Linked DNA regions of Homo sapiens: region 1 is linked to region 2. A link is an interaction called in ENCODE POLR2A ChIA-PET data of the cell type or tissue named here. Cell type or tissue: OCI-LY7. All regions are shown on one strand. Each heading gives the region's core, and the rest is flanking DNA. Links, peaks and the distances in the headings are about the cores only. Region 1 holds the start of ZNF90 (zinc finger protein 90). Region 2 holds the start of ZNF714 (zinc finger protein 714).

The links. Peaks named below come from ENCODE experiments on the same cell type or tissue, not always from the same donor. Only the 100,000 strongest peaks of a DNase experiment are listed, where the experiment ranks them.
Region 1: POLR2A ChIA-PET joins it to region 2 with 15 read pairs; 3 of 35 experiments call an interaction of 5 or more read pairs at or near these places.

The regions. Positions count from the first base shown.
Region 1 is chr19:20,071,009-20,086,524 of GRCh38, reverse strand. ZNF90 (zinc finger protein 90) reads right to left here and starts at 8,525. Exons shown (of 4, transcript NM_007138.2): 1 at 8,390-8,525. The coding sequence starts at 8,392. It also overlaps the pseudogene RPS8P11. RefSeq lists enhancers at 3,634-4,489, 8,103-8,582. In OCI-LY7, for the core only: CTCF peaks have their summits at 7,991 and 8,191 (motif pointing left); DNase peaks (open chromatin) are centred at 8,264 and 8,604; H3K4me3 peaks cover 2,059 bases; H3K27ac peaks cover 817 bases.
Region 2 is chr19:21,074,073-21,089,588 of GRCh38, reverse strand. It overlaps ZNF714 (zinc finger protein 714), which reads right to left and starts at 7,386. Exons shown (of 5, transcript NM_182515.4): 1 at 7,241-7,386; 2 at 5,520-5,611. RefSeq lists an enhancer at 6,898-7,047. In OCI-LY7, for the core only: no CTCF peak of the experiment used is centred there; DNase peaks (open chromatin) are centred at 7,128 and 7,468; H3K4me3 peaks cover 2,021 bases; H3K27ac peaks cover 1,748 bases.

The DNA.
Region 1 (15,516 bases), core at 5,537-10,536, 1.0 Mb after region 2:
ATGGCTCACCCCTGTAATCCCAGCACTTTAGGAGGCTGAGGCGGGTGGATCACCTGAGGTCAAGGATTCAAGATTAAGCTGGTGAACATGATAACACACCATCCCTACTATAAATACAATAATTTAGACAGGCATGGTTGGGCACACCTGTAATCCCAGCTATTCTGGAGGCTGAGGCAGGAGAATCACTTCAACCCGGGAGGCAGCGGTTGCAGTGAGCTGAAATTACGCCACTGAACTCCAGCCTGGGCAAGAGTGAGACTCTGTCTCAAAAAAAAAAAAAAAAAAAAAAGAAAAGAAAATACTGTTTAATTTATATGAATGCAGGTAGTCTGCAAACATTACACATAACTATACTAATTGTTATGAAGTAATAGAAAGCAAGGTACAACTACAGACTGCACTGTTCAGTTTATGCACTGAACTGTTCTTGCTTTTGCAGTACAAGTGCTTCAGCCTGCAAATATTGGATAATTACCTTGGATCATCAGGTTTCTGACAAAGAAATTTAGTATCTTTTAGTCTTTATCATTCTGTATTGCTAAATTTAATTCTCTTTGTGCTAAGCTTCTGTATGCTATTAAAATGAGCTTTTATCTAAACAAATCTGTCTAAAGGACTAAAAATGAAAAAAATAAACATTTTGGAAGCAAAAACAAAGTAATAAATCTGAAGTACTAGATAAAGATAATCTGGAGTCAGAAAAAATGACAAAAGGTTTATTTAGCTGTTAATATGATTTACATATATTTCAATAAAACAAAGAAAAATATCTACATATAATCTAAATTCCTTACAAAAAGAGGGAATAGCAAAAACATTTTTGGAAGTTTTCAAAGAGTTTTGAACTCTTGGACATCTGAAATTTGTACAATGTATGCACTTGAAAGAAGGTTTATGAGGGAAAAACCAAAAGAGAGAAAGATATTATATGAAACTTATTAATGCATAAGACCAATGCAACTGGCCGGGCGCGGTGGCTCAAGCCTGTAATCCCAGCACTTTGGGAGGCCGAGGCGGGCAGATCACGAGGTCAGGAGATCGAGACCATCCTGGCTAGCCCGGTGAAACCCCATCTCTACTAAAAATACAAAAAAATTAGCCGGGCGCGGTGGCAGGCACCTGTAGTCCCAGCTATTCGGGAGGCTGAGGCAGGAGAATGGCATGAACCCGGGAGGCGGAGCTTGCAGTGAGCCGAGATCGGGCCACTGCACTCCAGTCTCGGCCAAAGAGCGAGACTCCGTCTAAAAAAAAAAGACCAATGCAACAGAACAGAGAGGCCAGAAATAATGCCACCCTCCTACCGCCATCAGATTTCTGACAAAGCTGTCAAGAGGAATGTGGGAAGAATTGTTTCATAAATGGTGCTGGAATAAATACCTAACACTATGTAGAAGACAGAAACTGGACCCTTTCATTTCATTTTGATTTACAAAAATCAACTGAAGATAAATTAAAAAATTAAATGAAAAACTTAAAATTATAAGAAACCCAGCCATGATAACCTAGGAAATACCATTCTAGACATAAAAACTGGGAAAGACTTCATGAGGAAGCTACCAAAAGCTACTGCAACAAAAGCAAAAATTGACCAATGGGACCCATTTGAACTTAAGAGCTTCCTAACAGAAAGGAAACTATCAACAGAGTAAACAGACAACCTACAAGCTTACAAGAAAAAACCGAACAACCTCATTAAAAATTAGGCAAAATATATGAACAGATGCTTTTCAAAAGAAGACATATATGAAGCTAACTAGCATATGAAAAAAAGTGGTCATCGCTAATCATTAGAGAAATTAAAAGAAAAATCACAATGAGACACCACCACACACCAGTCAGAATGGCTATTTTTAAAAAGTCAAAAAATAACAGATGCTGGCAAGGTTGCAGAGAAAAGGGAATGCTTATACTCTTCTGGTGGGAGTGTAAATTAGTTCAAAAACTGTAAAAAGCAGTGTGGCGATTCCTCACAGAACTAAAAACAGAATCCTCATTTGACCCAGGAGCCCCACAACTGGGTATATAGCCAAAGAAATATAAATTATTATATCATAAAGACATACCCACATGCATGTTCATTGCAGCACTATTCACAATAGCAAAGACATGGACAGGCTGTAAATGCCTATCAATGGTAGACTGGATAAAGAAAATATGGTATGGTCAGCCTGGCGCAGTGGCTCATGCCTGTAATCCCAGCACTTTGGGAGGCTGACCCGGGCGGATCACCAGAGGTCAGGAGTTCGAGACCAGCCTGACCAATATGGTGAAACCCCGTCTCTACTAAAAATACAAAAAAAATTTGCCATGCGTGGTGGCCAGCACCTGTAGTCCCAGCTACACAGAAGGCTGAGGCAGGAGAATTGCTTGAACCTGGGAGGTGGAGTTTGCAGTGAGCCAAGATCGCACCACTGCACTCCAGCCTGGGAGACTCCGTCTCAAAAAAAAAAAAAGAAAATATGGTATGGTCAAATGTGGTGGCTCATGCCCGTCCTCCCAGCATTTTGGGAGGCCAAGGCAGTTGGATTGCCTGAGTTTAGAAGTTTGGGACCAGCCTAAGCAACATGGCAAAATCCTGTCTCCACAAAAAATACAAAAAGAAAAATTGGCCAGGGGTGGTAACGCAAATGTGTAGTCCCAGCTACTTGTGAGGATGAGGTAGGAGAGAATTGCTTGAGCCTGAAAGGTTCAGGCTAATGTATGTCAGTATCATGCCACAGCACTCTAGCCTGAACAATAAGTAAGACCCTGTCTCCAAAAATAAAAGATTTAGTAAAAACAAAATATGATACATAAACATCATGAATACTCTGTGGCCATTAAAAGAAATGATTATGTCCTTTGCAATAACATCGATGATGCTGGAGATCATTATTCTTAGAAAACTAATGCAGAGCCTGGGCGTGGTGGCTCAGGCCTGTAATCCCAGCACTTTGGGAGGCTGAAGTGGGATAATCACCTGAGGTCGGGAGCTTAAGACCATCCTGACCAACATGGAGAAACCCTGTTGCTACTAAAAACACAAAATTAGCCAAACGTGGTGGTGCACGCCTATAATACTAGCTACTTGGGAGGCTGAGGCAGGAGAATCGCTAGAACCCAGGAGTCAAAGGTTGCAATGAGCCGAGATCGCAACATTACACTGCAGCCTGGGCAACAAGAGCAAAACTTCATCTCAAAAAACAAAACAAAAAACAAAAAAAAAAGAAAACTAATGCTAAAGGGGTGGCCTGCCCCTCCACACCTGTGAGTATTTCTCATCGGGTGGGACTAGAGACTGAGAAAAGAAAGAGACACAGAGACAAAGTATAGAGAAAGAAAAGTGGGCCCAGGGGACAAGAGCTCAGCAGATGGAGGACCGGCACCGGCACCAGTCTCTGAGTTCCCTAGTTATTTACTGATCATTATCACTACCATCTCAGAGAGGGAGATGTGGCAGGACAATAGGGTAATAGCGGGGGAAGGGTCAGCAGGAAAACGTGAAGAAATGTCTCAGTGTCAGAAACAAGGTTAGAAAATGTGCTGTGTTTTGATGTGCACATACATAAACATATCTGGTGCATTAAAGAGCAGTATTGCCACCAGCACGTCTCACCTCCAGCGTTAAGGGGGTTTTCTCCTATCTCAGTAGATGGAATATACAATCAGGTTTTACACTGAGACATTCCATTGCCCAGGGAGGAGCAGGAGACAGATGCCTTCCTCTTATCTCAACTGCAAAGAGGACTTTCTCTTTTACTAATCCTCCTCAGCACAGACCCTTTATGGGTGTCGGGCTGGGGGATGGTCAGGTCTTTCCCTTGCCATGAGGTCATATTTCAGACTATCACATGGGGAAAAACCTTGCACAATACCTGGCTTTCCTAGGCAGAGGTCCCTGCGGCCTTCCACAGTGTTTTGTGTCCCTGGGCACTTGAGATTAGGGAGTGGTGATGACTTTTAACAAGCATGCTGCCTTCAAGCATTTGTTTAACAAAGCACATCCTGCATAGCCCTAAATCCATTAAACCTTGAGTGGACACAGCACATGTTCCTGCAAGCACAGGGTAGCGGGTAGGGTTACAGATTAACAGTATCTCAAGGCAGAAGAATTTTTCTTAGTACAGAACAAAATGGAGTCTCTTATGTCTACTTCTTTCTACATAGACACAGTAACAGTCTGATCTCTCTTTTCCCCACAAATGCAGAAACAGAAAACCAAATGCATGTTATTATTTATAAGTAAGAGCTAAATAATAAGAACACATGAACACAACAGGAGAATAACAGACACTGAGACCTAGTAGAGGGTGGAGAGTGGGAGGACCATGAGGATCAGAAAACAGACATGTTTGGTGCTATACGTAGTATCTCAGTGATAAAATCTGCACACCAAACCCCCATGACATAATTTTAGCTGTATAACAAACCCATATGTGTACCCTAAACCAAAAATAAAAGCTACAAGAAAAAAAAACAGGCCAGGCGCGGTGGCTCACGCCTGTAATCCCAGCACTTTAGGAGGCCGAGGCGGGTGGATCACGAGGTCAGGAGATCGAGACCCTCCTGGCTAACATGGTGAAACCCCGTCTCTACTAAAAATACAAAAAATTAGCCGGGGGTAGTGGCACGTGCCTGTAGTCCCAGCTGCTCAGCAGGCTGAGGCAGGAGAATAGTGTGAACCTGGGAGGCAGACCTTGCAGTGAGCCGAGATCTCGCCACTGCACTCCAGCCTGGATGACAGAGCGAGACGCCATCTCAAAAAAAAAAAAAGAAGAAAGAAAGAAAGAAAAAAAACAAATCCCTGTGTGGGAAAGACTGCAATGTAGATGAACAGACTGATTTTCGCTACAGATAGTGGCCCAGGTGGGGCCACACTCTGATTTATTTCTGTATGCATGCAGGCAGATGAGATTATAAAGAGGAGGTCCAGACCTTTAGGTTGATGGAGAAAATAGGTTGCTGCTGCAGATTCAGTGTCTGGGGGTGGGGATATGCCAGGAGACTTGTAGACACTTGTGGGTTCTTGGCAAGAAACACTAGGATCAAAAATGCTGGCTGGGTGCGATGGCTTATGCCTGTAATCCCGGCACTTTGGGAGGGCAAGGTGGGTGGATCATGAGGTCAGGATTTTGAGACCAGCGTGGCCAACATGGTGAAACCAAGTCTCTACTAAAAATACAAAAATTAGCTGGGTGTGGTGGCACTCACTTGTAATCCCAGCCACTTGGGAGGCTGAGGCAGAAGAATCGTTGGAACCTGGGAGGCAGAGGTTGAAGTGAGCCGAGATGGCACCACTGCACTCCAGCCTGGGCAAAAGAGCAAGACTCTGTCTCAGAAAAAGAAAAAAAAATGGCATAATGAAGTTCCTGAAGGTGGTGCCTAGTCCTGGGAGGAGTATGGGCACGTCTATGTCTAGTGTGTGTGTTTGTGAGTAGGTGGGAATCCTATTGTGGCACTTGCAAGAAAAGGGGGGTGTCTGTCATCAGAGCTCTTTTCCTCTAAGTTTTCAGTCCTCTGTCACCCTGGGAGAAGATCTGGAATCACAGGACAATGGGCAGTGTGACAGCCTGTGTACAGGAGAGCCTCCTATTCCCAAACACCCAGAGTTTTATTCCAGGCCAGGCCTCCGTGATATCTTTTGCTGGCACCAAATCTGCAGAGTTTGCTGAACGTCAAACAACTCTCCAACAACAACTCATTATCTAACATTTGAAATCTGACACCACCCAGAGTCAGCACAGACCCCGTTTCAGTGCTCAGTCCCACAACATTGTCCTCACTGCAGATGCCAGTCACAAACCCCATGGCCCATCTATGCTTCTCACCTATTGTTTGAAAATTGGGGACACCCAAATAATTTGCTAGAGCTATTCACAGAACTCAGGAAAACACTGTAGTGATGTTTACCGGTTTAATGTATAAGATGTGGCCCAGGAAAAGCCAAATGGAAGAAATGCATAGATCAAAGAAAAGAGAACTCTTTCCAGCCAGCGCTGAGAGATGGGCATCTCTTGGGACAACTGGCACAAACGCTGCAAGTCCAGGGGCAAGAGAAAGCCCTACCACAAGAAGCAGAAGGATGAGTTGTGGCGCCCGGCTGCCAACACCAAGATTGGCCCCCGCCGCATCCACACAGTCCGTTTGTGGGGAGGTAAGAAGAAATACGGTGCCCTGAGGCTGGACGGGGGAATTTCTCCTGTGGCTCAGAGTGTTGTACTGGTAAAACAAGGATCGTCCATGTTGTCTACAATACATCTAATAACGAGCTAGTCCGTACCAAGACCCTGGTGAAGAATTGCATCGTGCTCATCAACAGCACACCGTCAGGACGGTGGTACTAGTCCCATTATGTGCTGCCCCTGGGCAGCAATTCTTGCTGACCTGCAATTCTTGCAGCCTCAACATGGAGAAACTCTGTCTCTACTAAAAATACAAAATTAGCCAGGTGTGGTGGTGCATGCCTGTAATCCCAGCTACTCGGGAGGCTGAGGCAGGAGAATCGCTTGAACCCAGGAGGCGGAGGTTGCAGTGAGCCGAGATTGTGCCATTGCACTCCAGCCTGGGCAATAAGAGAGAAACTTCATCTCAAAAAAAAAAAAAAAGAGGAAATACGATGAAAGGAAAAAGAATGCCAAAATCAGCAGTCTCCCGAAGGAGCAGTTCCAGCAGGGCAGCTTCTTGCTTACATCGCTTCAGGGCCGGGACAGGGTGGCCGAGCAGATGAGATTACAGGCGTGAGCCACCGCGCCTGGCCTAAAACAAAATATTTCTCAATGAAACTTTTCTTAAGCTTATATGCCTCCCTCAAGCTCCTGAACTTTGAGCTACCCTCAGTCTGAGTCAACATACAACCACATTTTACATCCCTCCTAAGAACATGCTGATTTCAGAGTAAGACATTCTCTGATATAAAATCTGACTTTTGCACCCTCCATTTGCCATTCCCCTCCCACCTCCTTTCTAAACTTCTTTGCTCCTCCCTAGGGAAGAAAGCACTTTTCTGCCTACGTTTTTGCAAGCCATAAAGACGTTATACTTTGTTGGTACTTCCTCCTGTTGCAATATGTTTTTGGAATTCATTTTTTTCCATAAATCTAACGTTTTTATTTTACAAAGTCAAACAAGTGCCTCAAAACAATAACATCATTATCAGTAAGACCCATCCAGTTTCCTTTCATCTTAATCTTAACTGCATCTGCCTGGACAAACTCCATCTCAAAAAAAAAAAAAAAACCCTCCTTTTGCAGGCTTAATATTAGCCTTAGCTCGGAATCACTAGGTTCAAGCTTTAATTTCCATGCCAGAGTTATTCACTGGGTTTTTGAAACTAAGTGTTGGAAAATACAGTGAAGTTACTAAAACACAGTGTTTACATAAAGGATGGAAATTTTAAGATGCTTACTTTTTTTTTTTTTTTTTTTTTTGAGGACTCTCCCTCTGTCGCGCATGCTGGAGCGCGATGGAGGGATCTCAGCTCACTGCAACCTCTGCCTCCCGAGTTCAAGCAATTCTCGGGCCTCAGCCTCCCAAGTTGCTGGGATTACAGGCGCTTGGCACCACTCCAGGCTAATTTTTGTATTTTTAGTAGAGAGAGGTTTCACCACGTTGGATAGGCTGGTCTAGAAATTTGACCACGTGATCCGCCCGCCTCGGCGCCCCAAAGTGCTGAAATTACAGGCAGGAGCCACCGCGCCTGGCCGGGAAGGGGTTATTAGCCCTAATGCAGTTCTGTTTTTGTTTTCCCTCCATTGGCTGGGGTCAGACCGCACAATCTAAGCTGATCCCGGTTGGCTTACACTCAAGCTTTTTCCAAATCGGGTAATGCGCGATTTGTGAGAAAAGGAGAAGGGAGAAGAAGGGGTAGGGGTGATTTACAACTTTTCCAACTTATGACCAGGAAGTTGCGTCTTTGAAGAAGAACTACGTTGTACTAACAACCCTTTACCTCAAGTGATCCGCTCGCCTCGACCTCCCAAAATGCTGGGATTACAGGCATGAACCACAGCGACCGGCCCCATAAGTTTTTAATAGGAGAAAAGAGAAACTGTCAACCCCATGGACCAAAGCTCTTCCCATTCATGAACCTGCACCCCGAGTCAGGATTCTCCCCCGAGAACCCTCCCGTGCTCCCTGCACAATCTGGGAGAGACGCAGCGCTGTGGGTGCAGAGCTGCCCAGAGAGGGCTCCAGGCCAGGGCAGGGAAGAGACAGGACGCCGCGGGGCCCGGCTGTCGGCGCTGTTGCCATCTTATGGCTGAAGGGGACTGAGGCCGAACTGGGCAAGGAGAAGTCGGTCGCAGATTGTGGAGCTGACTGCGGGGAGGCCTAAGTCCCGCCACAGCCACTTCCCATCGGTTCCAACCAGTCCCTCCCCTCTCTCGGAATGCTGGAAAGGCACTCTCACCATTTCTAGGCTTCCGGGGGTCCCTCAGCTGTGGATCTCCCAATACCTGCAGGTCACAGGGCCACAGAGGCTGGAGAAGAAGACACGAAGCAGCTAAGACCAGATTTGGAGCACCAGCTGCAGCAAGAGACAAATGGCCGCGCCAAACCCGAAAGCCTTCCTCTTCGCTCCAGCTGCCTGCATGATTGGACGGTTTCCAACCCAGCGTCCCTGATTGGATAATGCTTAAGGCCCCGCCTCCTCAGTCCCTGAGTGACAGAAGATGTGATCACATGCTGGGCTGAGTGAAGAAAGAGTCACAGCCTCAGCTGCAGCCTTTTCAGGCCGGGCTTCCTCCTTGAGCTGAGCCAGGCCCACCGGAGAGCATGGGAAAATTCTTTTTTACTCTTTCTCTTTTTGAATGTATTCAAAAGGTGAACAGAAGTATTTGGCTGTCATATTAATAATACAAAAAATTTTTGTTCAAGAGAAAACTTTTACTTTGGTAATAGTGTATTATCAATACGAAAGCTAATTTTAATAAAACCTTGTAAGTAAATCAAATTTGTCATTTTTGACCTCTCGAGACTTACATATACATCATATATATTTTGTAATCTAATGTAATTTTTTTAACTTTTTATATTTTATTTTTATCTACATTCTTTTTATTTTTTCAATTTGAAACAACTTTTAAGTAATTTCAAACTGTTATAGGAGACAGAAAGGAAATCATTTAGGGCCAGGCGCGGTGGCTCACGCCTGTAATTCCAGCACTTTGGGAAGCCAAAGAGGGCGAATCACTTGAGGTCAGGAGTTCAAGACCACCCTGGCCAACACGGTGAAACCCCATTTCTACTAAAAATACAAAACCTTACCTGGGCGTGCTGGTGCACACCTGTAGTCCCAGCTACACCGAAGGCTGAGGCAGGAGAATCTCTTGAACCTAGGAGGTGGAGGTTGTGTAACCGCCCAAGGAGTTTACCTTGCCCTTTGCCCAGACAAAACCAATTCATCAAGACAGGGGAATTTGTGGAGGAAAAGTTAAATATTTAATTTGAACTCAATTGAACGTGGACACAAACAATGGTCACCAAGTCCTGGAAGAGGTTGTGTGAGCCCCTTGAGGCGTTCATCCAGTGCTATTTTAGAGAAATCTCTATGTCAATCTATTCAATCTATTCCTATACATTCGTTATTGAAAAACAATAGACAAGGCCGGGCGCGGTGGCTCACGCCTGTAATCTCAGCACTTTGGGAGGCTGAGGCGGGCGGGTCACGAGGTCAGGAGATCAAGACCATGCTGGCTAACACGCTGAAACCCCGTCTCTACTAGAAATACAAAAAATTAGCCAGGCCTGGTGGCAGGCGCCTGTAGTCCCAGCTAGTCGGGAAGCTGAGGCAGGAGAATGGTGTGAACCTGGGAGGCGGAACTTGGAGTGAGCCGAGATCGCGCCACTGCACTCCAGCCTGGGCGACAGAGCGAGACTCCGTCTCAAAAAAAAAAAAAAAAAAGAAAGAAAGAAAAAGAAAAACAATAGACAATCACAAAAACAAGTTGACCTTTCTGTGTTCCTTGAGACCAGTCATGAAGGGCCCTGGTGACTAGGCCTCATGCTGAACAACTCGTTACAAAAAGAGCTAGGTTCCCAGACCGCGCAGAAGCGTCATTATACCTCTCCTGGTCTGTGCACCGATGGGTGGCCAACTCTGGAGCCCATCCTGTTGCTTTCCGGTCTGGTGGTGAATCCTCCATAGTCTGGTGTGGAGTCAAAGTTAAATAATAAATTTGTGCTAATTGAACGTGGACACAAACAATGGTCACCAAGTCCGGGAACAGGTTGTGTGAGCCCCTAGAGGCGTTCATCCAGCGCTGTTTCAGAGAAATCTGTATTTCAATCTATTCCTATACATTCGTTCTTGAAAAACAACAGACAATCCCAAAAACAAGTGACCTTTTTGTGTTTCTTCAGCTCAGTCGCGAAGGGTCCTCATGACTAAGCCTCGTGCCAAACAACTCATTACAAAAGAGCTAGGGTCCCAGACTGCGCCAAAGCTTCGTGACAGCTCTCCTCACCTGTGCACAATTGTTAGCTTGCTATTGGACTTTACTGGAAACAAAACACCTCTGCTTTAACCATGATGTCTTTATGAGGCCTAAATTTCCTGTTATGATTTAGGTCACGAGTTCCCTCAAAATCCACAGGAGGCCAAGATGTGTGGATCACGAGGTCAGAAGTTTGAGACCAGGCTGGCCAACATGATGAAACCCCATCTCTACTAAAAATACAAAAACTAGCCAGGTGTGGTGGCATGCATCTATAATCCCAGCTACTCAGGGGGCTGAGGCAGGAGAATCACTGGAATCCCAGGAGGCAGAGGTTGCAATGAGCTGAGGTCTCACCACTGCACTCCAGCCTATGTGACAGACTGAGACTCCATCTCAAAAACAAACAACCGAAAAACATAACCATTTCTGATGAAGAAAGGGGTGGGAGCAGCCAGTTAACTGAACTAGTAGACATCCTCTGAGCTCTTCGAAAGGAAGGAAGAAGGATTTGTCACTTGTATACCAACTCTTGCTCAGTAGCAAATGGTCTTACTACCTGGATGCCCCAATGACAACAAAACAAATGGTTAATTGGGAATAAAGAGGTATGGGGAAAACAATACTGGGAAGATACATGAATTCTGGTACACACTACCATTATCATTGTTTTCCTGTATTAATTAATTTATTTTTTTTGACACGGAGTCTAGCTCTGTCACCAGGCTGGAGTACAGTGGCTCAGTCTCGGGTCACCAGGCTTGAGTGCAGTGGCTGAGTCTCAGCTCACTGCAACCTCTGCCTCCCAGGTTCAAGTGATTCTCCTGCCTCAGCCTCCCGAGTAGCTGGGATTACAGGCATGCACCGCCACGCCCAGCTAATTTTTGTACTTCTCTAGTAGAGGCGGGGTTTCACTGTGTTCACCAGGGTGGTCTCAATCTCCTGACCTCGTGAACAACCCACCTCAGCCTCCCAAATTGGTAGAAGTACAGGCTTGGGCCACCACTCCTGGATCTGTTTTCCATGATGATGCTCATGCATCTCTGCTTTTCTTGACAGACTATTTAATCAGCAGGAAGATCGACAGGCCAAAATTTCCACCATAAATGCAAATTTGAATGTGGATGAATGGATTACAATGTGTTCAAGCCTTGCAATGAGAGGCATTATAGTGTTTGGTGGTATAATTGATGGTGATTACTGGGGAGAGTTAAAGGTTGTTTTATACAATACCACTCCAGATTCTTTTGCTATAAAACCACAAATGTGGGTTGCTCAATTATTAGTGGTACCTTGTCAACAATTAACCCCTGAGGAAATCTCTGTCCCAACAGAGGCTACATACAGAACTCGGGGATTCAGATCCACTGGTTCATGTAGCTTAAATCCTGGAGCCAATATATGGGTACAGCATCCATCAGATCCCACCCCTAAGTCTGGTGACCTTGTAGCTGTGAAAACAGAAAATGAAGGCATAGTACAATTTCCTAAAGATGAAAAACAATATGATGTTCCTATCCTTTTTTGTTATTACAGGGAATAATCTATCTACTAATGGTCAGCACCTGTGTCTTTGTGTCTGAGGCCAAGAATAAATTCATGAACTGGGTAGCCACCGCTGCAATAGAAGCCAATCACAGACAATGTTTTCTATACGTCGAGTTGCCAAAGGCCGCCAGGAATGGGCTACCTTGGAGAATCATCCTGACAACATTTCTGAATGGCTATGTAGTTACCAACGGGGTCACAACAACACTTGTAGTCCAACCTGTACTTCCTTTGACCACACTAAGCAATCTATCTTTGCCCAAGTCAGACAAAAGGTGAACTCCACATTCTCCTTTCATCAAAAGCCTTGGTATCCTGCCCAATATTCCTGGAATGGTATATTTTGGAAACCAGCTGTGCTGGTGCCTGGATTCCCTATAGCCCCCGCTTAGTCTGGAGGCCTTAAAAGGTTCCTCTAATATTACTCTGGGGTTTCTCCAGACAATTGTCAACACATACTCCAAATCAACATTGCCCCCAGTGAACCACAATCTCTTTCCTACTTTAATAATACATGAGTACACTGTGATTACAGTAGCTCCATTGCTGTCCCCTGGGGGAGCCCTCTGGGTATGCAGATCCTATGAGTGGTGATACCTGTCCCCACACTGGACAGGGAGATGAACTTGGGGATAGCCATTAATTCCATTCACCATCCGGGTTAATATTCCTCTCCCAAGTAATTTAGATACTTACAAACATCACTGGTTATGAATGTGCCAGCCTCCCTGGCCTCCCTGGTGGCAGTACCCTATCACAGTATTCTCCCCTGCCACTGGTACAATCCTGCTTCAGCAACAAACTAAAATATTAAGGTTATATGTAGAAAAAGCTCTTAATGATATTAGCACTAGACTTATGTTGTTACCAGATAAATTTGCTCAGCTGAGTACTGTTGTGTTGCAAAATCAAATGGCATTAGATATGCTTACCGCAGCCCAAGGAGGGATTTGTGCCATATTGCATGCTAAATGTGGTGTGTATATCCCTGGCAATTCTCACAATATGACTCTCCTTAGAAAGCCATGCTGGGTGTGGTTTTTATTAATTGTGCTTTTAATTCTCCTGTCCTTACCCTGTATCTGTAATCTATATCGACTATGCCTTCCCTATGTATCTGTAAGGGTATTTTCCTACAATTGAGTATCCAATTGAGGCCAAAGGTGGAGAAAAAGTTAAATTTGAATTGAATTGAATGTGGACACAAACGATGGTCACCAAGCCTGAGAATAGGTTCTGCGAGCCCCTTGATGCATTCATCTAGAGTTGTTTCAGAGAAATCTCGATTTCAATCTATTCCTTTATATTGTTATTGAAAAACAATAGCCAATTGCAAAAACAAGTTAACTTTTTGTGTTCCTTGAGCCCAGTCTCAAGGGCCCTCCACTGTGCCTCATGCCAAACAACTTGTTACAAAATGACCTAGAGCCCCAGAACGCACTAAAGCTTAAAGAGACCTCTCCTTGTCCTTGCATGGATGGGTGGCTGACTCTGGAGCCCAGGTTGTTGCATTCCGGTGTGGCGATGAATCCTCCATAGTCTGGTGAGTGTATATATATGTACATATATTTATGTGTGTATGTATATATATATTTATATGTGTGTATATATATATATTTATGTGTGTGTGTGTGTATATATATATATCTTTTTCCTTCTCCCCTTTCCATTGCAATTTTCTTATATCAATTTACTTGGCCGGGCGCGGTGGCTCACGCTTGTAATCCCAGCACTTTGGGAGGCCAACGCGGTCGGATCAGGAGGTCAGGAGATCGAGACCACGGTGAAACCCCGTCTCTACTAAAAATACAAAAAATCAGCCGGGCATGGTGGCACGTGCCTGTGGTCCCAGCTACTCAGAACGTTGAGGCAGGAGAATGGCGTGAACCCGGGAGGTGGAGCTTGCAGTGAGCCGAGATCGCGCCACTGCACTCCAGCCTGGGTGACAGAGTGAGACTCCGTCTCAAAAAAAAAAAAAAAATTTACTTATATCTGCATTGCCATTTATGTGGGATAAAGCTTGTTTACCCTTAAAGGTATTGTGTAGGTGTCTTTTCTTCTACCCTCATGTGTTTCCTTCACAGAACACCATATTTGTCAGAGGCTTTCTTTGTTCCTTTTTATTCTTTTTTCTTTAATCTTGTCTGCATGCCTTATTTTGACAAGGTGGTCTTCAAATACTGATATTCTTTCTTCTGCTTGGTCAGTTCGGCTACTGATACTTTTGTATGCTTCATGAAGTTCTCGTGCTGTGTTTTTCAGCTCCATCAGATCATTTATGTTCCTCTCCAAACTTGTTATTATAGTTAGCAGTTCCTCTAACCTTTTTTTTTTTTTTTTTTTTTGAGACGGAGTCTTGCTCTTTCGCCCAGTCTGGAGTGCAGTGGCGTGATCTCAGCTCACTGCAAGCTCCGCCTCCCGGGTTCACGCCATTCTCCTGCCTCTGCCTCCCGAGTAGCTGGGACTACAGGCTCCCGCCACCATGCCTGGCTAATTTTTTTTGTATTTTTTAGTAGTGACGGGGTTTCACCTTGTTAGCCAGGATGGTCTCCATCTCCTGACCTCGTGATCCGCCCGCCTCGGCCTCCCGGAGTGCTGGGATTACAGGCGTGAGCCACCGCGCCCGGCTCCTCTAACCTTTTATCAAGGTTCTTAGCTTCTTTATATTGGGTTAGAACATGTTCCTTTGGCTCAGCAGAGTTTTTTTATTACCCATCTTCTGAAGCCTACTTCTGTCAATTCCTGCATCTCATCCTCTGTCCAGTTCTGTACCCTTGCTGAAGAAACATTTTGATCATTTGGAGAAGAGGCACTCTAGCCTCTCAATGTTTTTTTGTTGATTCTTTCTCATCTTCATGAGTTTGTCTAGTTTTGATCTTTGAGGCTGCTGACCCTTGGATTTTTTTGTTTTGTTTTGTTTTGTTTGAGACAGAGTCTTGCTCTGTCACCCAGGCTGGAGTGCAGTGGCAGGATCTTGGCTCCCTGCAACTTCCGCCTCCAAGGTTCAAGTGATTCTCATGTCTCAGACTCCCAAGTAGCTGGGACAACAGGCGTGCACCACCACGCCTGGCTAATTTTTGTATTTTTTTTAGTAGAGACCAGGTTTCACCACGTTGGCCAGGCTGGTCTCAAACTCTTGACCTCAAGTGCTCTGCCCGCCTCAACCTCCCAAAGTATTTGGATTATGGTGTGAGCCACCATGTGCAGCCTTGGGTGGGATTTTTCTGGGTATATTTTTTTCTTGTTGATGCTGTTGTTGCTGCTTTCTGTTTGTTTGTTTTTCATTCAGTGGTCAGGTCCCTCTTCTGTAGGGTTGCTGCACCTTGCTAGGGGTTCACCTCAGGCCCTATTCATCTGGTTCACTCCAGTGCCTGGAGAGGTCACTCAAGGAGGCTGCAGAGCAGTAAAGAAGAGTGTCTGCACCTTCCTCTGGGATCTCTGACCTCAAGAGGCACCAACCTGAAGCCAGTAGGATCACTCCTGTATAGGGTGCCTGACAACCCCTGTTGAGGGGTCTCATCCAGTGCATGGGGAGAAGAACCCTTTTAATGAA
Region 2 (15,516 bases), core at 5,543-10,542:
TTTCTCTTGTCTCCACCATCATTAATGGTGGCCCAGGTTCAGGGTTCCATTCTCAGCTTAGGGAATGAGTACTTTCTTGTTTGGTATTTGGGTGAGCTTTACCATTTGTTGATTCTCTTCCCCTCCAGAAACCACCTTGAATTTTCCTTTTTCAGAACACCTGTGAAGTTACTTTTGGTAAAATTCAAAAACCAGAGATATTGGCCGTTTGACCTGACTAAAGTCTGGTAATAAGAAATTTAAAAGGACTTTTTAAAAGAGCACTATGGTTAAAAGTCAGCTTAATTAAAAGCAGATATTCAAGCTCTAGCAGCCTGGGACTCCTTGGGAAAAACAGAAGAGACACTATAGACCCTGTTTTGGGAAACACCTCTTTTTCCTTATGAAACCCCAGGAATTGGAAGTGAATAGATCCCTCTCAAAATCTAAGTTTCTCTTCTGTTTTGCATTGCATTATCTGATGTTTTTTACTTTTGGGGGTATCAGGAATTACTTCACATTATAAAAGAACTTTGGCATGTAATAACTGGGTGAGAAATATACTTTTGGAATGGCTAAGGGCAATTATGGGGAAAAACTCAGCTCTTCACATTTGGATCAGAGAAACATACTCTGGACCACTTAGGAAGTATGGAGGTGTCCCCATGTCCCACTGAGAAATAAGACTTCCCTTGGGATGAACTGATTCTCTCCTTTTTAGATACAAGATCTGATGTAAAAATGGGAGCCTTAATTTAGGGGGAATCCATTTTGTTGTCCAGCTGTTTACTTATTAAGCCATAGAAACTACATGCTTTCCTGGTCGTGGGCTAGTAATCCAATTAAGAAACTGACAAAGAAAAACCTTACAACTACTGAATCTTCTGTCTGTGTGTGTGATATAAAAGAACCCTGATTAATTGGTTTAAAAATAATAAGAGCTTAAATCAAATATTTTGTCAGAAAAGTAAAAAGTGCAATGCCTTTTAGTTCATGTGACAAGTAATCTTTTTGAAATAAAAACAGTTTTAAAGATCATTGGGAAAATAAAAATGTCTTCAAAATATAAACCATTTGATCTAAATTATATAGGTCAGATATTAGATTTGCCAAATACTTTAAGGTCATAAATTGGTTCTTTGACTTTTAAAAATTGTTCAATTTACCTATCTTGAAGCCAGTAGATTCCAAATAAGGCCTTGGGACATATGGAATTAGCCATGCCCCCTAAATATACAAAGGTTATAAAGAAAAGAGATTTTATATAAGAAAAGATGTTGTATAGTAAATTATTATCCTAAAATAAAATGACTGGTTATTTAAAAAGATGGATGTTTAGGACAAATCAGAGAGTCCAAACATATTATAGATGGTCTGTATAAGTCATGAAATAATTCACTAAAAGAAATTTATGCAAGAAATGTTGTACAATTTAAAGGTTACTAGGCCTCTTAAAGACTTCTCAAAATGCCACTATCACTGTTCACTGTACAACTTGCCTGCTTTACGGCTAGGTAAGGCCTGGGACACATCAAGTTAGCCACACCCCCTAACTATTAATACACTGGAGTCAGACCTTATATAAACTTGTGTCTGTGTCCTGGACTCCACGCCTAGTACGTAATTAAAATCCTTTACTTACCAAGGGTTTCATCAAAAGTAAAAGTTGCTAAGAGTTAACATTGTAACATGTAACTTTGACTACTAAAAAACAGTTTTACATGCAAGGTATGCAGAGAAAGTGAAATGTGTTTTTGATAAAAGATTATAAGAAGACATGGAAATGTGGACTTTTTTGCCTGGATTAAAAGGTTAAAGGATTGTTTTAAATTAGAATAAAACTGAAGGTTTAAACAAATTGTGAAAGATTTGCTAAAATTTAATTGCAAAAGAGTTTCTGTGTGTGAACATATAAAGTTAAATGGGTATTATTCAGTTTTTCTATAAATTGAACATTGAGATAAAAACAACAGGTTTCTCTTAAAGCACTGATCTACTCTTAAACAACAAGGACTTTGTAAAGAGTTATAAAAGGTTTATAAGAATATTACCTTACGGTCAAATACTAAAATTGGATAGGTTTGTCTATAAAGATTAAGAATTGGGTTTGACATTAATAATACACAAATATAATAGTAAAATTTGGCTCATTTAGTATAAAAAATCACATAGAAAACATGTCAAATGTGAAATCATGTTTGACTATTTTTGGACTGTTTTTGTAAATATGTTATTGGTATGTGTTCCAAAATTATGGGAAACTCCTGTAATTCTAATGACTAAGTGTATATCATTAATAATCACAATTGTTACATAAAATTATTTTATGCCACAGAGCTAACCAAATTTCCTTGTCGATCATGTTTTTTTTTTTTTTTTTTTTTTTTGCTGAGACTGCCCTAAGACTTTCCCATGCAGACAATCAAGTTGTGTTGATCCTCTTCAAAAGATGATTTATAGTTAACTTAAGACTTTGACAGATGTTCTCAAATGCAAGTTTGTTGTAACTTTAGAAATTGTGACATTAGAATACAGAAAAAACTTTCAGTATTCATGGAGAACTGAAATGTTCATGACTATCAAACAGAATAGGAATTAACTGAATGGACTGAACTAATAGAAGACTGAAGTTATATTTTTTGACTTTGCATAAAATGTCACTGATCCTTTGTTTTGTTTTTCAGGGTCAAGAAGACTCTGACTAGTTAGGCAAAAATATCATCACCCCTGTTCAGCATGAAGTAGTTACAGAAAATGAATCTTCATCCCTCTACAACTCTTAGGATTAAGTGTGCCCATGTTAAAAAGAAGGGGGAGATGTCAGAGGCATATGGAACCAGAGAAAATCTATTTTGAATAGGGGCTGGATAAAATAGGGCTGAGACTGACTGGGCTGCATTCCTGGATGGTTAGGCATTCTAAGTAACAGGACAGGATAGAAGGTCAGCAAAAGATACAAGTTTTAAAGACCTTGCGGATAAAACAGGTTGCAGTAAAGAAGTCAAATAAAACCCACCAAAACCAAGATGTGACGAGAGTGACCTCTGGTCACCCTCACTGCTACACTCTTACCAGTGTCGTAACAGTTTACAAATGCCATGGAAACATCAGAAGTTACTGTATATGGTCTAAAATTGGGGGGCATAAATAATCCACCCCTTGTTTAGCATATAATCAAGAAATAAGCATAAAAATGTGCAACCAGCAGCCCTCGGTGCTGCCCTGCCTATGGAGTAAGCCATTATTTTATTCCTTTACTTTCTTAATAAACTTCCTTTTACTTTACTGTGTGGACTCACCCTGAATATTTTCTTGAGCGAAATCAAGAACCCTCTTGTGGGGCTTGAATTGGGACCTTGTTCTAGTAAGAACTCTGCACATTTTCTTCTTTTTCCCATTAAAAGATTCAGCTGAATTTGTCTTCAGTGGTCTAAATAAAATTTTTCACAGGCCCCAGAACTTTAAACTATTCTCAGTCTGAGTCAACATAAAATCTCATTTTATGTCTCTTCTAAGAACATGCTGATTTCATGGTAAAACATTCTCTGATTTAAAATCTGACTTTTCACCCTTCATTTGCCATTGCTCTCCTGCCTTCTTTCTAATCTTGTTTGCTGCTCCCTAGGAAAGAAAGCCCTTGTTGGCCTAAACTATGCAATCCTTAAAATTTTTATAGTTGGTACTTTTTCCTGTTGCAATACTCCTTTGGAATTCTTTTTTTTTTTTTTACATAAACCTAACTTTGTTTGATATTCCAAAGCCTAGAAACTGCCTCAAAACAATAACAACTTTATCATCAGTAAGACCCTCTCAGTCCCCTTTCATCTTAACCTTAACTGCATTTGCCTGTGGGTCCTCAGCTTTCCAGGGCTCTGTCAGCAGAAAGGCTTCTTCCATGGCTGGGGTGAGCAGACTGGACATCTGCAGGGGAGCATCCCCCATAAATAAACTAGCTGGTCCTTTAATAACCTCCTTTTGTAGGCTCAATATTAGCCTTAGCTCTGAGACACTGGGCTCAAGCTTTAGTTTCCATGTTAGAGTTACTCACTTGGTTTTTGAAACTACGTGTTTGAAAAATCCAGCAAAATTACTCAAACACAGTGTTCATATAAGGGAAGGAAATTTTAAGGTACTTACATTTTATACCTCAATAAAAAAAGCAAAAGTATCTACTCCTTTATGAAAATATATCTATTATTGTATTGTTTTCATTAAAAATCATGTAGTAAACAATTAGTCATATGGGAACACTTCTAGGTGGTACCAAGTTTCATCTCATAAAATGTAGCATGAAACTCAGAAATCAAGATAACAGGATGTGAACACAGATATTCACTGTCAAAAATCCTATCCTGCAGATAGAGCAACTGATGTTTTCATGAATCTATGTTTACTCACCAATTATCTACCACATTTTCTTATGGACATGTATTCATTTTCTACAGCCAAAATAGAATAGAGATTTTCCCTATTCTTTTCCTCGGTAGCTAGCATTCTAAAAGCTGAGCCTTGAAATTCTGTTTGAATTCACCTAGCCATAAAAAACAAACACACCTGAGAAACCTTTTAAACTCACTCTGGGAAAGAAAAAGGTAAATGAGAATTTTTAACAAATGGAATATATAATTAAGCATTAATTTCTTTTTCTAAAACCCATCTCTTTTATGCCCTTTGTAAATATTTTCCTGCTGGCCGGGCGTGGTGGCTCACACCTGTTATCCCAGCACTTTGGGAGGCCAAGGAGGGCAGATCATCTGAGGTCAGGAGTTTGAGACCAGCCTGGCCAGCTGAGGCAGGAAAATCACTTGAACCCAGGAGGTGGAGGTTGCAGTGAGCCGAGATCATACCACTGCACTCCAGCCTGGGCAACAAGAGTGAAACTGTCTCAAAAAAAAAAAAAAAAAAAATTTCCTACCTTTCAAGCCCTACTAATATAATGCAATTTACAGCTAAAAAACTGAGGTCAAAATAAGTGAACAAATCTCTTCAAGGTGACAAATCCAGAAGTGGCAATGATGGTTAAATAACAGATGTGTGTGACTCATGTTTCAAGTCAGGCTATTCAGTCACTTGAGAGATTCTTCCACCCACTCCTACTCACTTATGTGCTCAAGAAGCACCCATTCAGGAGACACTGCAGTATTTCTCGGTGGCTGCTCCAGAGGCATTTTACTTTGCAAGCTCTTACACCATCTCAGTTAACCTTGCTGATGGCTATGGGTGACAGAATTAGGCATCTACAAGACCATAGGACATGGGGATCTTTTTCTTCTCCAAAAGGGAAAACTTAAGTGCTAATGGAACTGCTGGAAAAAATCCTGACTGCTGGAGTCAGGTTTTTTGTGTTTTTTGTTTGTTTGCTTGATTTTTTTTTTCTTTTTTGGTCTTTTGGGATACTATTTTTTCTGTCACAATTTTTTTTTCTTTTTAACACTATTTTTTCTTTCACTACATTTATTTCATTATATTTCTACCCCTTAGACAATCCAGGAGGCAGATGTTATTTCTGTGTTTTCCCCTCAGTACCAGCATCTGATTACCTTTTCAAAGTAAGAGTACACTAGAAGCTTCCTCTCTGCCCCAGGGATCCACTTGCTCCCTTGAGAGGATACACTCCAGACCTCAGGTCGCCCTATGGAAGAAAATAAACCAGAAGCTGATATTCACTAGGCACTTTAGCTGACATAACCATGGTGGATATCTTGGTTGATCCCCAGACAGTACTGAAACCCACGACCAGAAAAAAACTAAAGGGTGGCTGAGGACACATCACCTCATAAAGGTTTCAAAGGAATACCTTGACCCAAAAACATTCTGACAAGATCTTTGTACCTAGAGAAGATACAAGGAGAAGAGGCACAGAGAAATTTTACAATACAGTGTCAGGGGATTATTCTTTGCTTTCTTCTCATGGGAAAGTTACAAACAGGTAACAAACCTTTTAAAAAGCGTCATTTAAAGCTTTGTCAAAAAATAATTAATTAAAATATGGTATACAAAAGTACACTAAAAGACAAACAGGTGATAACGTGAATTAGGGAGGAAAAGCTGGCATTAGGGAATGCCAGGAGGAACTGGAAATTTAATATCTTACTGCAAGCCAGAGTGAGGCTGGAGATATGGGGGACGGGAGGTTAGATTTAAGACAGTGCTTGGGACACAGTTGAAAAATGCACCAGAAAATCAGTTCCCCATGGAGTGTGAAAATAATTAAGCGGCGGGAAATTAGACTGAGGTGTCTCTAGTCCCTGGATTCCTACTTTTAAAAAAATCTGGCTGGGCGCGGTGGCTCACGCCTGTAATCCCAGCACTTTGGGGAGGCCGTGGAGGGCAGATCACCTGAGGTCGGGAGTTCGAGACCAGCCTGACCAACATGCAGAAACCCGTCTCTACTAAAACCACAAAATTAGACGGGCGTGGTGGCGCATGCCTGTAATCCCAGCTACCTGGGAGGCTGAAGCATTGGATCGCTTGAACCCGGGAGGCAGAGGTTACGGTGAGACAAGATCGCCCCATTGCACTCCAGCCTGGGCAACAAGAGCGAAACTCCATCTTAAAAAAAAAAAATCTAACTGAGGTGCATTTTTAGTAAATTACTACATTGAGAGAAACAAAATTCATCCTTAACCAACTATAAACTGCCAATTAACATCTAATTACATAACCAGGAAATTTTCACCTTTATTTTACAAATTAAGAAACTATGTATCTGAACCTAACCAATTACTGAATTTGGTTTTCTTCATCATGCTGTTTATAAAAGTCTTTACTTCAAGCCCCGCCCATAAACCATAAATTACAAACCACAGCTGGGTGCTCCACAATTTTTGAATCACGCTTTGATTAAATGCTTTAGTGTTTTAACGGTGACTCCCATACATTTTCAACAGAAGAGGAACTGGAACCCCACGGACCCATTCATAAACCCGCACCCCGAGTCAGGATTCTACCCCTGGGACCCTCCAGTGGTCCCTGCACAATCCGGGAGAGACGCGCCGCTGAGGGTCCAGAGCTGCCCTGAGAGGACTCCAGGTCAGGGCCCAGTCACTGCGCAGGGAAAAGACAGGACGCCCGGGATCCCGCAGTCAGCGCAGCCGCCATCTTATGGCTGAAGGGGACTGAGGCCGAGCTGAGCAAGGAGAACTCCGGGCGCAGATTGTAGAGTTGACTGCGGGGAGGCCTAAGTCCCACCACAGCCACTTCCCACCGCTTACAACCCGCCCCTTCCCCTCTCTCGGGATGTCGGACCCGGCACTCTCACCATTTCTAGGCTTCCGGGGTACCTGGCGTCTTAGCTGTGGATCTCTCAATACCTGCAGGTCACAGGGCCACAGAGGCTGGGCCTCTGCGAGCAGAGGACACAGGGCAGTGAAGGCGAGACCTGCAGCTCCAGCTGCAGCGAGAGACAAAGGCCCCGCCACATCCCCGAAGCCGTCCTGTCCGCTCCAGCTGCAGGCCTGATTGGACGGTTCCCAACCCAGCGTCGCTGATTGGATAACTTTTAAAACCCCACCTTCTCGTGCCCTGAGTGACAGAAGATGTGATCAGTTGCTGGGCTGAGTGAAGAAAGGGTGACAGCCTAGGCTGCAGCCTTCTCAGGCAGGGCTTCCTCCCAGAGCTGAGCCAGGCCCACCCCAGAGGGAATTTGCCTTTAAACTTGTGTGTAAAGTCATATGCATTTATAAATAATATATGGCTCTTCACAAAGGAAAAAATATAATTTTATAATAACAATTATTTTAAAATTTCAGATTTTATGACCTTCCTGGCTTCTTTCTGGTCTTTGAGCAGGCAGGCTGAGATTTTAGAAAGGAGGTAATCCTCTGAAATAAAATGTGAGCCATATGTGAATTTTAAGTTTTCTAGTAGCCAAACTTGAAAAAGAAACAAGAACAGGTTGAATTGATTGTAACAATTTAATTAACCCAATATATCAAAAAAATTTTCATTTTAATGTGTGAGAAATATGTAATTATTAATAAAGTATATAAATATTTGGAACTAAATCTTTGAAACTAACTCTGTATTTTACCTTTCTAGCATCGCACTTCAGACCAGGCGCCACACATGGCCAATAACTGCCACATTGAAGTGCAGCTCTGATGTCAGCGGTGTGAAGGGCCCAAGCAAACCTTTTCTGCCAGAGGTGAAGGAAGAGCCTCTCCCTACCAACATCTCTCTTCCGTTCCGGGGGTGGAACAGATAGTGGCCAAAGAAAGAGGAGACGGCAGCAGGAATAAAATAATTACAAGTAAAGCACTGCTGGATGAGATCACAGGCGCGCGCCACCATGCTCGGCTAATTTTTTGTATTTTTAGTAGACACGGGGTTTCACCATGTTGGCCAGGCTGGTCCTGAACTCCTGACCTCAGGTGATCTGCCCGCTTTGGCCTCCCAAAGTGTTGGGATTACAGGCGTGAGCCACCGCACCCAGCCTCAAAATGTTTTTTCTTTCTTTTTTTTTAATTTTAAAAAATGATGGGAACATGTCAAAGGGAGCCAGCCTGAAAGAACTCCCAATGGTCCATCCTGGAACAATGTTAGCATCCAAATGAATAATTAGAGCACTGACCTATAAAATAAATCAAGTCAAATAAATAAATACCCATGCATTTACACTGATACACAAAAAACTTTAAATAAATAAAAAAGAAAAAAGGATAGGGAAATTTTTTTTTACAGAATTCCAAATACTAATCAACATAGATAAAATGCTAAAGAAACCATCACAAAACCACCAGTTATTATTGTATCCAAGGTTAACTGAGGAGTGTAAAAATTGTAAATAACACTTAAAAAATAAGCATTGTATTTGCATAGCACCAAAGTATCTGACTAAATTGTACCCTTCAGTTTTAAAGCAACCTATCACTATTAAAAGCAACAATTATGACTCTTTGTTACTGGATTTATAATATGTAGATGTAAAATTGTAAAAGCACCACAAAAGATCAACGAATAAAATAGAATCGCCCAGGCACGGTGGCTCACGCCTGCAATCCCAGCACTTTGGGAGTCCGAGGTGGGTGGATCAAGAGGTCAGGAGTCCGAGACCATCCTGGCTAACAAGGTGAAACCCTGTCTCTACCAAAAATACAAAAACTTACCTGGGTGTGATGCCGCACGCCTGTATTCCCAGCTACTCGGGGGGCCGAGGCAGGAGAATCGTTTGAACCCGGGAGGCGGAGGTTACAGTGAGCCGAGATCGCGCCACTGCACTCCAGCCTGGCGACAGAGGGAGACTCTGTCTCAAAAAAAAAAAAAAAAAAAAAAAGAGCTGCCTGGGCAACATAATAAGACCCCATCTCTACAAAAAAAAAAAAAAAAAAAAAAAATTAATTAGCCACTGTAGTGGTGTGTACGTGAAGTCCCATTTACCAAGGAGGCTGAGAGCTAAGAATTTTGAGGTTTGATTGAGCTGCACTCTGGCCAAGATGACAGAGCTGTCTACAAATACATACACACATGTGTAAAATATAACACTTTTTTAAAAAGCTTGCAAGTTCTTTTATGATCCCGTGTCTGTGCATTACTGTAATAATATGGATTAGAAGCAGAATAACTGTATCCAATATGGAGTTTGAGAGAAAACAGAAATATATCATCTGTACTTCAGGTGTCCTGATAAGGATCAGCGGAGGGTTCTGCCCTCTGACTTTATCTCTACTAAATGCATGAGAGGCAGAGTTTTTTTGTTTTGTTTTTTGTTTGTTTGTTTGTTTGTTTTGAGACGGAGTCTCGCTCTCTCACCCACGCTGGAGTGCAGTGGCACAATCTCAGCTCACTGCAAGCTCCGCCTCCCGGGTTCACGCCATTCTCCTGCCTGAGCCTCCGGAGTAGCTGGGACTACAGGCGCCCGCCACAACGCCCGGCTACTTTTTTGTCTTTTTAGTAGAGACGGGGTTTCACCATGTTGGCCAGGCTGGTCTCTAACTGCTGACCTCGTTATCCGCCTGCTTTGGCGTCCCAAAATGTTGGGATTACAGGCGTGAGCCACCGCACTCGGCGAGGCAGAGTTTTTAACATAATTTTTTTTTTTTTTTTTTTTTTTTTGAGACGGAGTCTCGCTCTGTCACCCAGGCTGGAGTGCAGTGGCTCGATCTCGGCTCACTGCAACCTCCGCCTCCCAGGTTCAAGCGATTCTCCTGCTTCAGCCTCCAAAGTAGCTGGAACTATGGGCACGCGCCACCACGCCCAGCTAATTTTTTTTTGTATTTTTAGTAGAGACGGGGTTTCACAATGTTGGCCAGGATGGTCTCGATCTCTTGACCTCGTGATCTGCCTGCCTCGGCCTCCCAAAGTGCTGGGATTACAGGCGTGAGCCACTGCGCCCGGCCAACATAAATGATTTTAACACAAGCAATATTCTGTAATATTAACGGACATAGAGGTTTTGTACTGATTATGATTTTTGAAATTTTTATGCCCTGGTAGACCAGATAGATCATCTCTGTCAACATCATTTTGTTAATAGCATTTTCAACCTATTCTGCTTCCATCCTCTCTTTTATTTTAAAAAGACATAGATGCTAGAAAACACCATTTCTACTGAAGGCAGAAAAAGCAAACACAAATTTCAGTATTTACAAGTCACATTTATGAATATGTTTCCTAATTAGGGAGTTAAAACTTCAACTTTCAAAGAAAATGGTATAGGCAGCTGGGCACAGTGGCTCACGCCTGTAATCCCAACACTTTGGGAGGCTGAGGCGGGTGGATCACCTGAGGTCAGGAGTTCAAGACTAGCCTGACCAACATGGAGAAACCCCGTCTACTAAAAATACAAAATTAGCCGCACGTGGTGGCGCATTCCTGTAATCCCAGCTACTCAGGAGGCCGAGGCAAGAGAATCGCTTGAACCTGGGAGGTGGAGGTTGTGGTGAGCCGAGATCGCGCCACTGCACTCCAGCCTGGGCAACAAGAGCAAAAACTTCATCTCAAAAAAAAAAAAAAAAAAAAATGGTAAGGGGCAAACATAAAGAACATTTTTATTATAAAAAATTATCCGCCGGGGGCGGTGGCTCACGCCTGTAATCCCAGCACTTTGGGAGGCCGAGGCGGGTAGATCACGAGGTCAGGAGATCGAGACCATCCTGGCTAACACTAAATTATAAATTATAAAACAAGCCTCTACTAAAAATACAAAAAATTAGCCGGGCGCCGTGGCAGGCGCCTGTAGTCCCAGCTACTCGGGAGGCTGAGGCAGGAGAATGGCGTGAACCCAGGAGGCGGAGCTTGCAGTGAGCTGAGATGGAGCCACTTCACTCTAGCCGGGGTGACAGAGCGAAACTCTGTCTCAAAAAAAAAAAAAAAAAAAAATTAAAAAAACTATCCAGTCTCTATATTTTGCAAATTATTTTTCTCTCATCACTAAGCAATTTCACCTAAACTAATATACAACCAATTTTATAAGTTTAGCTTTTTTAAATAAAATAAAATAATAAAACCGAATTAATTTAAGACAACATGAAAAATTATAATACATATTACAAGCCCCCATTCAGGTAAAGTATTAACAATGAAGATTTGATAAATGGCAAATGTCACATTTTCAGATAGTTTTGTGATAACCAGAAAAAAATGTATCTATTAGCAATTTTCATAACGAAATAAGAAAAAATGACACTTGAAATATTATAAAGTATTTAAATTATCTCATGTATTAAGATATCATAAATTCAATAAATTATAAAATATTATAAATATACTAGAGGTTCTCCAAACTGAAAAATAAGAAGCAAAATAATTTATCATTAAAAATTGGCTCTTTTTTTGTTTTAAAAATAAAGTTTAAAGCTGATCTTATGCAGAACACAACTGGACCCCTACCTATATTAATACAATTAAAATTTGACACGAGATTTGGGTGGGGATACAGAGTCAAACGATATCATTCTGCCCCTGGGCCCTCCCAAACCTCATGCCCTTCTCAGATTTCAAAACACAATCATCCCTTCACATCAGTCCCCCAAATTCTTAACCAATTTCAGTATTAACTCAAAAGTCCAGTTTAAAGTCTTGTCTGAGACAAGGCAAGCCTCTTCCACCTATGAGTCTGTAAAATCAAAAACAAGTTAGTTACTTTCAAGATACAATGCATGTGCAGGCATTGGGTAAATATTCCTCTTCCAAAAGGGAGAATTTGCCAAAGCAAAAGGGCTCTGGGTCTATCAAACTCCAAAACCCAGCAGGGCAGTCATTAAATCTTAAAGTTCCAAAATAATCTCCTTTGACTTGGCGTCTCACATCTAGGCCACTTTGATGCAAGGGGTGAGCTCCCAAGGTCTTAGGCAGCTCCACCCCTGTGGCTCTGCAGAGTACAGCCCCTGCAGCTGCTTTCACAAGCTGGCATTGAGTGCCTATGGCTTTTCCATCCAACTCACATAAACTTACTTAAACTTAATCACTTTCTAAAATTGCTGTTCTCTGCCAGGCACGGTGGCTCACACCTGTAATCCCAGCACTTTGGGAGGCTGAGGCAGGCAGATCACGAGGTCAGGAGATCAAGACCATCCTGGCCAACATGGTGAAACCCCATCTCTACTAAAATACAAAAAAAAAAAAAAGAATCACATTGCAGGTTAGGGCTTACCCTATACATTTTGATAAAAACTAAATTCAGTCTAAATCAAGGCAAAAGAACCATATAGAGGTAATATTTTTATATCTCATTGGAATTAAGTTAATATAAACATGAAGCAGATTATAAAAAGATCTATGTTATAAGGCCTAGAGAAAATAAGAAAGTAGCTGGGTGCAGTGGCTCATGCCTGTAATCCCACCACTTTGGAAGGCCAAGGTGGGCAGATCATGAGGTCAGGAGTTCAAGACCAGCCTGGCCAACATGGTGAAACCCCCTCTCTATTAAAAATAAAAAAAATTAGCTGGGCGTGGTGGCAGGTGCCTGTATTCTCAGCTACTCAGGAGGCTGAGACAGAAGAATCATTTGAACCCGGGAGACAGAGGTTTCAGTGAGCCAAGATCAAGCCACTGCACTCCAGTCTGGGCGACAGGGCAAGACTCCGTCTCAAAAAAAAAAAAAAAAAAAAAGAAAGTAACTGCAAAAACATAAACAATCACTATAGAAATTTAAATATTATATGGGAAGTATCTAATATAAAAGAAAGCAGTAAAGGAAGAATAAAAATATGCTGGGCATGGTGGCTTACACCTATAATCCCAGCACTTTGGGAGGCTGAGGTGGGTGGATCACCTGAGGTCAGGAGTTCGAGACCAGCCTGGCCAACATGGTGAAACCCCGTCCCTACTAAAAATACAAAAATTAGCCAGCATGCTGGTGGGTGCCTGTAATCCCAGCTACTCTGGAGGCTGAGGCAGGAGAAGTGTTTGAACCCAGGAGGTGGAAGTTGCAGTGAGTGGAGATCACACTACTGCACTCCAGCCTGGGTGATAGAGTGAGACTTTGTCTCAAAAAAAAAAAAAAAAAAGAAAAGAAAAAAGAAAAAGAGGCCGGGTGCGGTGGCTCATGCCTGTAATCCCAGCACTTTGGGAGGCCGAGGCAAGCGGATCACGAGGTCAGGAGATCGAGACCACGGTGAAACCCCATCTCTACTAAAAATACAAAAAATTAGCCGGGTGTGGTGGTGGGCACCTGTGGTCCCAGCTACACGGGAGGCTGAGGGAGGAGAATGGTATGAACTTAGGAGGCGGAGCTTGCAGTGAGCGGAGATAGCGCCACTGCACTCCAGCCTGGGCGACAGAGCAAGACTCCATCTCAAAAAGAAAAAAAGCAAAAAGCATAATGGCCAGTGTAAATCCAACTATATTGATAATATCATTGGCTATGAATGGGTTAAATAATTAAATCCAATGGCCGAGGTTGTCAGATCAGAAACTTTTCTACCTGAATTTAAATAATAGAAAAACTAGACAGAATATCAGCAAGAAAATATAACACATGAACAACACTGTTAACAAATATAAATAGCCTTCTACAGAAATCTCCTCTCAAGATTAGAAGTACACATAGGTGGCCGGGTGCGGTGGCTCATGCCTGTAATCTCAGCACTTTGGGAGGCCAAGGCGGGTGGATCACCTGATGTCAGGAGTTCAAGACCAGCCTGGCCAAGATGATGAAACCTCATCTCTACTAAAAATACAAAATTAGCCAGGCATGGTGGCAGGCGCCTGTAATCCCAGCTACTCGGGAGGCTGAGGCAGGAGAATAGCTTGAACCCAGGAGGCAGAGATTGCAATGAGCTGAGATTGTGCCACTGCACTCCAGCCCTGGTGACAGAGTGAGACTCCATCTCAAAAAAAAAAAGAGAAGTACTCATAGGTTATTCTTCAGGATAGATTGCATGGTAGGCCATACAGCAAGGAAACATCAATAAATTAAAAGGATAAACATAACCCAAAGTATGTTCTCTGACTTTCATAGAAAGTAAAAATAAATAAATGCGGAAAGTTTGAGAAACTCACATATATGTGGAAATAAAACATACTTCTAAGTAACTAATGTGTCAAAGAAAAAAAAAAATTTGAAAATATTTTCAGATGAATGAAAATGAAGCCACAACCTATCAAACATATGAGATGCAGCAAACTGTTCAGAGAAATTCATAGCAGTAAACACCTACATAAAACATAAACAACAATTTAGAATCAATAACCTAATTTTTGGCAAAAATATTTAAGGACAAATTAACTACTCATTATACCTGGGAAAAAGAATATCAATCTGGGCAAGCAAAAGTCACGTAGTATATATGAGACAAAACTGAGGAGTGAAGTGCTTGTAGGATTAGGGCTTTGAAAATTGTCCACATATTTCTAAGAATCTAGAAGCTCATAAGCATGTTCAGGGTCAGTCAAAGGCCAGGCAAATGCTCAGAAAGACCTAAGAAGATGTTCTCTCTCATCTCTGCTTTACCCTCAATCTCTAAACATGCAAGAAGAGAAGAAGGTGGCAAAGTTGTAATCTTCCTAGCTGTGTAAACCCAGCTGCAAGAATTAGGAAATGTACATTTGAGGTGAGCAGGCATTTGAGGTAAATCTCTTTCAAATCACTAGTTCGCATTAAGCTAAAGAAACAGATTTTTATTGCCAAACACAACAAAAAACAGTATTTAAAAAAAATAACTTTTAGCCGGTAATCCCAGCACTTTGGGAGACTGAGGCAGGTGAATCACGAGGTCAGGAGTTCAAGACCAGCCTGGCCAAGATGATGAAACCCCGTCTCTACTAAAAATACAAAAATTAGCCAGTTGTGGTGGCAGATGCCTGTAATCCCAGCTATTCGGGAGCCTGAGGCAGGGAATTGCTTGAACCCAAGAGGCAGAGGTTGCAGTGAGCCGAGATCGTACCACTGCACTCCAGCCTGAGTGACAGAGCAAGACTCCATCTCAAATAATAATAATAATAATAATAATATTAATAATAATTTTGAAAACTAAGCACAAAAGTACAAGTTAAAATAAGCAGGAACAAAAACCCAAAGGATAAGAGTACGTAAGATTTTATGGTTTTTATATTATAGTAGAACAATGTCCAGTTTTCAGCAACAAGATACAAGGC